2 separate regions of the Homo sapiens genome follow, and region 2 is linked to region 1. Evidence: chromatin loops called from intact Hi-C (ENCODE). Cell type or tissue: PC-9. All regions are shown on one strand. Links, peaks and the distances in the headings refer to the core of each region. The heading gives the core; the rest is flanking DNA. Region 1 overlaps XRCC4 (X-ray repair cross complementing 4). Region 2 holds the start of LOC105379052 (a long non-coding RNA gene).

The links. Hi-C counts contacts between places; a loop is a spot of excess contacts. Peaks named below come from ENCODE experiments on the same cell type or tissue, not always from the same donor. Only the 100,000 strongest peaks of a DNase experiment are listed, where the experiment ranks them.
Region 2: it touches region 1 in a loop (14-fold over the local background); 2 of 110 quality-filtered maps call a loop at or near these places.

Annotation. Positions count from the first base shown.
Region 1 is chr5:83,100,800-83,106,192 of GRCh38, forward strand. XRCC4 (X-ray repair cross complementing 4) reads left to right here. Exons shown (of 8, transcript NM_003401.5): 2 at 4,111-4,259. The coding sequence starts at 4,121. Among named protein-coding and RNA genes, the nearest start is that of XRCC4, 26 kb to the left of the region's middle. In PC-9, for the core only: no CTCF peak of the experiment used is centred there; no DNase peak of the experiment used is centred there.
Region 2 is chr5:83,022,391-83,027,783 of GRCh38, forward strand. LOC105379052 (a long non-coding RNA gene) reads right to left here and starts at 800. Exons shown (of 3, transcript XR_001742775.2): 1 at 628-800. RefSeq lists enhancers at 4,232-5,079, 5,186-5,393. In PC-9, for the core only: no CTCF peak of the experiment used is centred there; no DNase peak of the experiment used is centred there.

The DNA of each region.
Region 1 (5,393 bases), core at 93-5,092:
AAAAACAGTAACAGATTTTCCAGTAATTTTCAAATTTAAGGATTACAGAGCATGTGAGTAATTTACTGCACATTAAATGTATTGACTAATTGATCTAAAAGAAAATATTCACAAATGGATAAAGCATTTCAGAATTAAGCACATCTAGGCAAAGGACCTTATTGTAGGAGAAAATTTTGACTAAATGGAATATTTAAAAATTATTTTTTCTGTGATTATCGTATCAAACCTACAAACTTAAATATATTTAAAAATTTTACATGCCTAATTGATGGGGCTATAAGGATTACTTTATAATGTTTTTTTAAAGGATCATCTAATGAGAGATTCATGCTATGTGATTAAATAATAGTTGTAATGTTTTCATGTTGGAAGTTTGTGCTTTGTTCCTGATTCTGACTTTTTATAATGTTTTCTCTTTGCATATTTATAATTTTTATGTTATTTCTCTAGTTTTGTTTATTAGCTTCTACGGTATAAGCATCTTTTAATGAAGCTCACAAAATCAATTTTACAGTATCAGGCGTTACAGTATTAGAACAAATATAGGTATTTGCTTGAACTAAGTAATATGTGTCATTTTACAGTCTGATAAATTTGAAGTCAATCTGGGCAAGATTCTAGAGTGATTTACCAGAAGAATTGCTTTTGGATTAAAAGAAAAAGAACCTATCATTGTTACAAATAAGAGTAGGATCACTAATTAACAGTTTTAATTTCTTTTTTTTTTGTTGTTGTTCTTTTAAATAGTGTTGATAGGCTGGTAGAGTGGATAGATTTTGCCAAGGATTCTTCTTACATTCTTGTGACTTGGAAATATAAGTGGTGTTCCCACATAGTGTTGATGATTGATGTCTACTTGAGGGTGTTTCTAATGGCAGACTATACAGGTCTATGCCTGAGCTTGTCCTGCTCAACATTTTATGTGCATGACTTGAATACTTAGAAGAAGAAGTTTATCAGATTTCTAGATGACAAGGTCAGAGAGATAATAAACATGTTGGGTCACAGGAACAGAATCACTATTCAACGTAACCTTAACAAGCCAATATAAAACATAAAATTGAACCTCAGCAAACACATCAGACAACATCAACAAAAATTACAAACAAAGGATAGAGTAAAAGTGACTTAGTAATAACATACATAGAAAAACAACTAAACAAGGTTTAGTTGATATTAAACTCAAATAGGAATTTTTAGAATGATGTAGCTGCCAAAAACATAACAAAATACCCTCAACACAACCCCTATCACTCTCACTATCACTAAAAACAATAATTAAAACTGAATGTGATATTTCCTTGAAATTATAGAAGTGCAGTATTTAGGATGAAGTAATAGTCTTTGTCTATTTTTTAATTGTTTATAATACAACTAGACTACCAGTTGGGACTCAGTGAACTATGCTTTGAGTGGCAGAGATTAACTGTAGAGAATTTTGTGGAGATTAATCAAACTAGTGAGGGTATCAGAAATCATCTTATAAGAACTGTTTTGACTGCAAGCATATAGTCTTAAGAAGAGGCCTGTCGTGTGTAAGAGGATTTATACTTAATCTGTATGGACCCTACTGGTATTACTAGGAAAAATGGGTAGAATTCAAGGGTGACAGATCTGAAATAATTTTAAATAAATCCAAGGACAAGTATTTGTGGAAAGCCTTCTTTGGGACAGGCATAGACTTTTCAAATCCTCAGCAGACATATCCAGAAGTCAGCAATAGGGCATAGGAGATCAGAGTTGGAAACTTTTTTCTTGTAACTTGTTCCAGAATCAGAACTGGCTGTTTTGTTTCCCACACATCTCATATGATTGCAGAATATAAGCTTGGTTAACTACCATTTGATGGGAGACTGGAAATAAAAGTCTTAGTTTTGTTTTAGAGTAGTCTTAAAACAACAGCTCCTTATCTGGCAATGCTGTCACATGGCAGAAGCTCCCTAAGCATACCTCTTTCATGGTCCAACCCTGTTTCTTTATCTGGTAACTTTAGAAGTCTGGTTTTTCTTAACATCAGATCTACTAGACTTTCACATTCCTACTGACAAGCAAAGTGCTGTGGTAAGAAGAGCAGGTGGTGGATTTGAGTCCTTGCACCACCACTTAGTGTGTGATCTTGGGTATTAAACTTTACCTCTGTTTTTTATTCATACAATGAGGATCCTGTTAGTTGCTATATTCATAGGGTTCCAGTAAAGATAGAGCTGATATATATATATATATATATATGTCAACATATTTCCATTAATTATAGTACTTAATGGATTATTATTTAGTCACTAAGAATGCTAGGTGTAAAACTCTGTGCCACCATGAAAAAAGCTGTTTATAAGGTTTATTTAAACATGCGTGTCTGTGGATAAAGACAGAGGGAAATGTTCAGATAATCATTGTTTTGGGAAGGGCAAGATTAGGTTTTTAGAATTTTTATATTATGTGGTTGTCTGTTTGTTCAAGTAATGAAGTTCTTGTGCAGTTGCAAAGTACTTAACAAATGGATGATGGTGATCTTAGATCTGACTCCCTTCTAACTCTAACTTTCAGTATTACATTGTGTACCCCTAATTTTATTTTCTTCTTTATTGTATGAAGTAAAAAATTGGCTAACATGAAAACCATGGAAAATGTTTGCAAGAATGTGCAGTAATCAGAATTCTCATACTATCAATTGTAAACTGGTACAACGCTTTTAGAAAAATATTTGCTGTGTAGCACCAAAATTGAATATATCCATATCCTCTGATCCAACAATTTTACTCTTAGGTATATACTCAACAGAAATGCATATGTATTTGCTAGAGTGTTTCTGCCAGCAGTATTTGTAATAGTCAAAATCTAGAAAGTACCCAGATGCCTACCACTAGTGGAATGGATAAATAACCTGTCTTATACTCATATAATAGACTACTATACTGCCCTGAAAATCATCTATCACTTTAACACATAGTGTGGATGAATCTTTCAAACATAATGTTGAGCAAAAGAAGCCAGACACAAAATAGAACATGCTGTATGATTATATTTACATAAAGTAGAGAAATATTCAAAGCCCTCATCTCTGTTAGAAGATAAGATAGTGGTTATTTGGAGAGGCCAGTGGCTAGATTGGAGGGAGTGTGAGAATGAATTTTGGGTAGCAATGTTCTGCTTCTTGATCTAGGTACTACTTACATGGATTTGTTCAACTGTAAAATTCATTGAGTTGTACTTTTGTACTTTTGATGTATGTACTTTTCTGTCTATATATAATACTTAAATACAAAACTTAAAGAATGCAGAAACATTTATTGGCCTCAGGCTGTGATAATCTGATGCAACTTATCTCTATTACAGAGTGCCCCTGTCTCAGTGGATAGGGTGTTTCAGTCACTGAGCCTGGTCATCTCTGCCTTAGACAAGGCATGACTGGATACTATCAGCTGTTGGGTTGTGAGATTTTTTTTCCCCCATTGAATTATACTTACTCAACTTTTTCATTCCAGACAGTGTCTCCAGACAGAGACTAAGATACTTGGTCAATTTTATCCTTTCTAATTACTGTAATATTTCAGTAGTGAGATCAGTTCCAGGTCATTCTCACAAGTTCTTGCAACCATTTCTTTTGTGGTAGAAAAAAAGCCTATTGAATCTGGGGGAAAAGAAGTGGTAAAATTTACTCAGCATATTGTTGAGATGATAATTTTTTGTTTTTTTTTAGTAGAGACGGGGTTTCACCATGTTGGCCAGACTGGTCTTGAACTCCTGACCTCAGGCAATCTGCCCGTCTTGGCCTCCCAAAGTGCTGGGATTACCGGTGTGAGACACCGCGCCCAGCTGAGATGATAATTTTTATCTTCATTACTTGGACAAATCATTTTCCATTTATGGGCCTCTGCTTTTCTCATCTGTAAAAATTGTGAATTAATATTGAAGAAAACTGTGAATTTACTGAATGTATTATTTACTGAATTTAATGGTTGAATCTAATGGTTGAACCTATTATACAGTTTTTTTGTTTTGCTTATTTTCTTATTTCCTTGGTGTTTGTGTAGCTGAGAGGCCAGTACAGAAAACATTATTTGAGTTACAGTTTCTTTTAAAAATATTAATTGTATTCTCCCATTACAGGTATTAAGAAATGGAGAGAAAAATAAGCAGAATCCACCTTGTTTCTGAACCCAGTATAACTCATTTTCTACAAGTATCTTGGGAGAAAACACTGGAATCTGGTTTTGTTATTACACTTACTGATGGTCATTCAGCATGGACTGGGACAGGTAATACTAAAAACAAAGTTTTTATAAGTAAAATTTAAGTGTGCTATTCTTCAGTCCTCAGGGATACTTTTCCATTAGATATTGGGTAAAACTGATATTAATTTTACTTGCTATTGCTGTCAAATTTATACACAGGTTTGTAATATTTAATGCCACTTTCTATATTTAATAGTAATAGAAAAACAAACGTGTCCTAGAAAATTCCGGTTACCATTTGAATCTTAGTAACTTGGATTTGTTCAGAGGTTTAAAATGACCTCTTTATAGAAAATATAAATAGTACTTTCTAAATACATCTTTTCTCAGGACCCCAGGGAAGAAGTCTGGGGCAGAGGAAGGAGATTGGTTAGGTAAATGGGTATGTGTGTTGCCTTGGGGCAATGGGGTAGTGGTGGGTTATTTATTTATTTATTTTCCCCAGTGAACATATATTACATTTGTAACAAAACAGGACCAGAGTCTAAAAATTTGTAATGCAAGGTTCACACCCACATTTAGGATCTTGGCTGTGATTTTAGGAAATAGATTTTTTTAACTCTTTGGTAATAATATTTTAAAAATGCTAATGACCCTCAAATCATGTATGGAACATGGTGGATATAAAGTAAAAATATGTAGCCTTATATTTTCCTTATATACGAAGTTTTAATACTCTTCTAAAGTATCTTATTGAAAGATTTAAAGAACTATTTTTATAATTATGCAAAAGTCTTTTCTAGAGTTATGTTGTGAATAATGTTTTCTGTAAGATAATTTTTACATGTTAATTTACATACTATTTATATCTTCTATTAACTTTAGAAATATTTCTCTAGAATTTGTTACCATGATTATTATATCGTCTTTAAAATTACAATACATTGTAAAATTTTGTTTCTTTCTTGAGCGTTATGAATTATGTTATACAACACAGTCAAATTGAATTTATACTTACAGAGTTTCAAAAAAATTGTCTTTTTTGACACAGAACAGGTAATGTTGATGTAGGGATTCCTGTAAAATAAAGAATTTTCAGGGGTAATATTTGCAGTACTTATTATGATATCTATTTAAGCTACACATTTATCTGTAAGAGAAAGCAGAAATCAGATTGGTTGTTGCAGTTCAAGAGTAGAAGATTTGTCAGCTTGGTTT
Region 2 (5,393 bases), core at 149-5,148, 78 kb before region 1:
TGAGCTCTCCCCCTGTACAATGTCAAGCCAGGGAGGCAGCCATAAGTGATAATCTATGTAAACTCAACCACTCTCTCATTACCCCAGAGTAGATTGTAAAAACTGATACTGCCTCTTGAGAGTTCTTTTGGAGAGCACTCTCTACTTCCAAAGTAGCTCCCAAACTTGATAAGATCCAAATCTTTGGAGGAAAGATTAACATAGAACCCAGTGGGGATTTTTAATCACATTTAAGCAAGATAACGCGTTATCGGAGTGAAAATTAATCCACACTTCTAGACTATGTTACTTGTGCAACTTGACCCATGGAAATTCATTTAACTAGTTATCTGGTCCTTTTCATGTCATAGGCTTTACTGTCTTGACATCTAAATATTTTTAATTTATGAGTATTCAAATGGCTCTTGATTATGAGAGCTAAAATTTTATTATTATTTCTTGCTTCATAAAGTAAGTAAAACAGTCAAACTCCTAAAGGGAGTATATCAGAATCACATTTCCAATTAGAACTGCAGTTTTATAACATCAGGTATCCAAAGCTGACAACACAAACAAATTCATTTAGTTCTGCATTCAAAATTTAATATCAGCTGGAAGAAATCTACATAAAATTACATAGTGTCCTACCTTTATTCAAAGAGATGAAGAATGGTTGATGCATATTTTAATGAACTTTGTAAAACAACTAATCTCTCGCTTGAAATTGCTCACATTTCCAGACAGTTCTCGTGACTTTTTTTTTTTGAGACAGAGTCTCACTCTGTCGCCCAGGCTGGAGTGCAGTGGCGTGATCTCGGCTCACGGCAAGTTCCGCCTCCCGGGTTCACGCCATTCTCCTGCCTCAGCCTCCCGAGTAGCTGGGATTACAGGCGACCGCCACCATGCCTGGCTAATTTTTTGTATTTTTAGTAGAGACGTGGTTTCACTGTGTTAGCCAGGATGGTCTCAATCTCCTGACCTCGTGATCCGCCAGCCTTGACCTCCCAAAGTGCTGGGATTACAGGCGTGAGCCACCTTGCCCGGCCAGTTCTTGTGACTTTTGATGGCATCAGATCCTATTTAAAAATAGACAAAAACGTTATTTATAGTGCTAACTATTCACATCTCTTTCCACAAATGATTTTAAATGGAATTCTCATTGATATTTCATTAGAAAAAGAATAGGGAGGATTATCTTCACTTAACAAACTTTATTTACCTGGTTAATGGAAATGAAAATTATAAATACGATGACAGGAAAAAGAGCTTAAGACTTTCTAATACTTCAAATACGTTAATTCGATAAGCATTATTCACATGTTAACTACTCAGCCAGGAAACGTTTCTCAACCACTAATATGAAATGAGGAACGCACAGCAAAAAGTGGTTTGTACCCAGTTTCATGCAAATTATTGCAGGTGAATTACTGATTATTTTTATTTACTTATTATAAAGAAAGGCAGTTCCAAAAGATTTATCTATTAACTTGGCTTGATACTGTTTATAATTATAATTATAATAGCTATCAAATTCTATAAAGTTGTTTTAAAAGCATATTAATATCACATTCTCAAACTTCTTCATTTTTACAATATCAAGCGCTAACAGGTGACAGTATAAACAAATTCATTTAGTTCAACCATTTATTTTACTTTAAAATGTCATAATATAATTCCAGCACTTTGTGTATGATATGCATATGCAAACTACTCATAGGATGAATTCTAATCTCCAAATACAAACTATAATTACCTACATAATTGCATTTCTGAGTTGGACGAGTACAGTAAAATAGCTTCAGAATTCTGATGAGAAAAGCCTTCACTCAATATTTTAGGTCTTTTTTTTTTTTTAATGAGACAGGGTCTCTCTGTCAGGGTTGTTGAGGCTGCGGTGAGCTGTGATCAGGCCACTGTATCCCTGACCTCCTAGGTTCACGTGATCCTCCCACCTCACCCCCAGAAGTAACTAGGACTACAGGTGCACACCACAACCCCTAGTTAATTTTTATATTTTTTGTAGAGACAGGGTTTTGCCATGTTGCCCAGGCTGGTCTCAAACTCTTAGACTCAGCAGTCCGACTGCCTCAGCCTCCCAAAGTGCTAGGATTACAGGCATGAGCCACCATGCCCAGTTAACATTTTAGGTCATTCTTAACTTTCTTTGAAAACACAAAATGGCTAATTTAGTGATGAATTTAAATATAATTATATCTTCTAAAGTGTTACATTAGTCAATACATGACAAATAGTCACAAAATCAGCATTTCTTCTCTACATTCATTTACTATTAGAAATGTGATGAATAGGGACATAGATGAAGCTGGAAACCATCATTCTCAGCAAACTAACATAAGAACAGAAAACCAAACACTGTGTGTTCACACTCATAAGTGGGAGTTGAACAATGAGAACACATGGACACAGGGAGGGGAACATCACACACCAGGGCCTGTTGGGGGGTGGGGGGCTAGGGGAGGGATAGCATTAGGAAAAATACCTAATATAGATGACGGGTTGATGGGTGCAGCAAACCACAATGGGACGTGTATACCTATGTAACAAACCTGCACGTTCTGCACATGTACCCCAGAACTTAAAGTATAATAATAAAAAAAGGGAACTGTAATAAACAACAAAAAACTGAAGAAAAAACAAAGAAAGAAATGTGATGAATAGGCCAAAACTATGTTATTACATATTCCCTGTATTTTGGAAATCAAAACAAACCTATGATGTTGGCAGGGCAGGCATTTTCCCTCCTTTTTTAAATATGAGAAATCTGAGACATAGCCTGAGTTCCTCAAGATCACATAGTTAGTAAGAAGAAGACACAGAGAGCTACGTTAGAGAGAAAGGATCTGTCAGCAAAAAATTAATGAAACATTATGCATTTAGGTCAGCCAGAACTACTACCTCCATTTTCAATATTTTTTTCCAAGAACCCTGATTTGCTTTCTATGGATCACCCTAATTTGTTTTCCCTGTACTTATATGGTAGCATGTCCTCCACATGTGACCAGTTTATTCCAATCAGATTTCTATTTTCCATTGTCCTCAGATTCAAGTGCTGGCATATCCTTACACAGTTCTTTTTAGGTTGTCAATCAAAGGTCCTACAACTCTTCCTTTTGAAGCACTTTGTACCTCAGAGAAATCAGAAGGCCAGAAACAAAATTCTACCAGGTCAAAAACATGTTCTAGGAAGAAACTTGCTTTGTATATAGTCATTCAACAAACATTCACTGATTTTTACCATATATCTGACAACGGCTGAGGACATCACTCCCTAGTCAACAGATAACTATAGTGTACCATGGTATGTGCTCTAATAGAAGCAATACATTAGAGAGCTCCCAGGAGGGGGTTAGAAAACACTGAGGAGGTTAGGGAAGGCTAACAGAGAAGAGAACAATTGAGACAGCCATCAGAAGACGAAAAGGAATCAGCAAGTAAAGAAAGTAAAGAGCAATTCGGGCAAAGAACAGGGCTGGCCGGCCTGGTGTGAAACTGATAAGAATCTGACACCCTCTGGTAGAATGAGATAGGTCCCACAGAGCAGGAATTTAGGATAGGTCAGATGACTTGTAAATCCAAATTTTATGCCATATTAAAAACCTGCCCTCGTTCCTGAGGTAAAGGTGAGTCACTGAAGGTTTTTAAGCTGTAGTGTGCTTAGACTTGCATTTTAGAACGATCATTCTGGGGGCATATAACGAAAGGGAGAAGAAGACTGTAGAGAATTTGAGGAACTTTTTATACCCCCATTGTGAGAAGATGAAATTCTCAACTTTTGTGGTGGGAGGGGCAAAAAGGAGGAGATAAAGAGACAAGAAATATTCGAAAAATAGACTCATCTTATGCCTTGGTAAGGAAAGTGAGTCAGTGAGGATTCCAAGGTCTCCAGCCTGGCTGTTGGTGAGTGCCGACAGCATCAGCATAAAGAGAGAGAGAGAAAGAGAGAGAACTCAGGAGCTGGTCTAAGAGACAAGACACTGAGTTGTGTTACAGCACTATGATCAAGCTTGCTTGTGTCCAGATTGTTCTTCCAAGTCAATATTATAGCTGAAATTTTTTAAAAAGAAAAAGTTACCTCTTAGAGACCTGTCAAGAGTGTAAATTACTTGAACACTAAGTCTGTGGGCTGTCTTTTCTGAGCCTGGCTTCAGTTTCTCTATGTACTCCATTTCTAGAATATTAGTAGGCACCAGAGAAAGAATCCACTGTTATCTTCCAAATCAGCATCTTGGCCTCGCGGGGAAAGAGCCCACCCAGCAGGTTTTTAATTGCCTGTATAGCTAACCATTCAAATATCTTTGCTGTCTTCTCTTTTTTTGAATGGCATGACTCATCAGACCACCAGGTAAAAAGCCCCAGGTCAGCAACCCAGCAGCCAGGGAGTGCATACATAATGGTTCTTAAAGTCTCTCATTTCAAGTTTTTGTAGTTTGCTCTTGCCAAGCAGAAAGCAACTTTTACATAGTACAGATTTATTGAGATACCACAAGCCTCACCCAGTTGAGATTAAGCCTAATATGAAAATACAAATTGGTTTTCCATGCTAAGAAAACCAAAGCTATGGACATTTCCTCAGAGCCCAATATTTCACCATATGGACTAAAGCCTCTGTCTTAGTTGTAGGTCATATGTCAACAGGAGAGTTGTTTATTTTTTTAACCATGTGTCACATGACCCAACTACATCATCTGTAGTAATTTTCTGGAGTGAACCAGACAACTAGGACCCTCTTTCAAACACAAATCCCGAGAGAAGGTCAAATTGGCAGCTGTTGTGTTTCTCTGAATGGGCTGTTGTAATTTAAATGTCTCATTCCATGGGGAGCTAAGGAAAGTGACATAACCCAGAAGAAGCTCGGAAGTGAGAGTGTTTGTGGGGGTGGCTGCCCTCCTATCCTGAGTCTCTGGAGTCAATGAATGTGCTTCAGGAGTAGTCCTAGGAGCTCAGGACAAGCTTCTTGGGAGGTTTCTTTAAAAGGAAAAGAGAAGTTAGGCTGCAAATAGGTGGATATGATGGCAGGCTGTTCTTAATATTGTCTTCCTCAGAAAGTATTTTTAAGTAACTAATTATAGATGTCTGTTATGTTACATTCTCTATTGTGAGAAAAGAGGAAGTTGGACATCTTGAACCAAATCCGTAATACAATGAATGGAAGGCGTCTAGACAGCAGTAACAGGCAAAGATCAAGCTGAGTCTAGTAAACTGCTTTAACTCAGCCAAGAAGAATATCACTAAGCACTCCCTAATTCCTTTCTTTCTTTTCTTTTCTTTTCTTTTCTTTTTTTTTTTTAAGTAGAGTTTGTTACAAAGGACCTAAAACCAGACATGCAAACTATCACTTCAATGTGGTGGTCAAATTTTCTCATGAAGTGTGGATCTTAATTTTTATTCTAAAA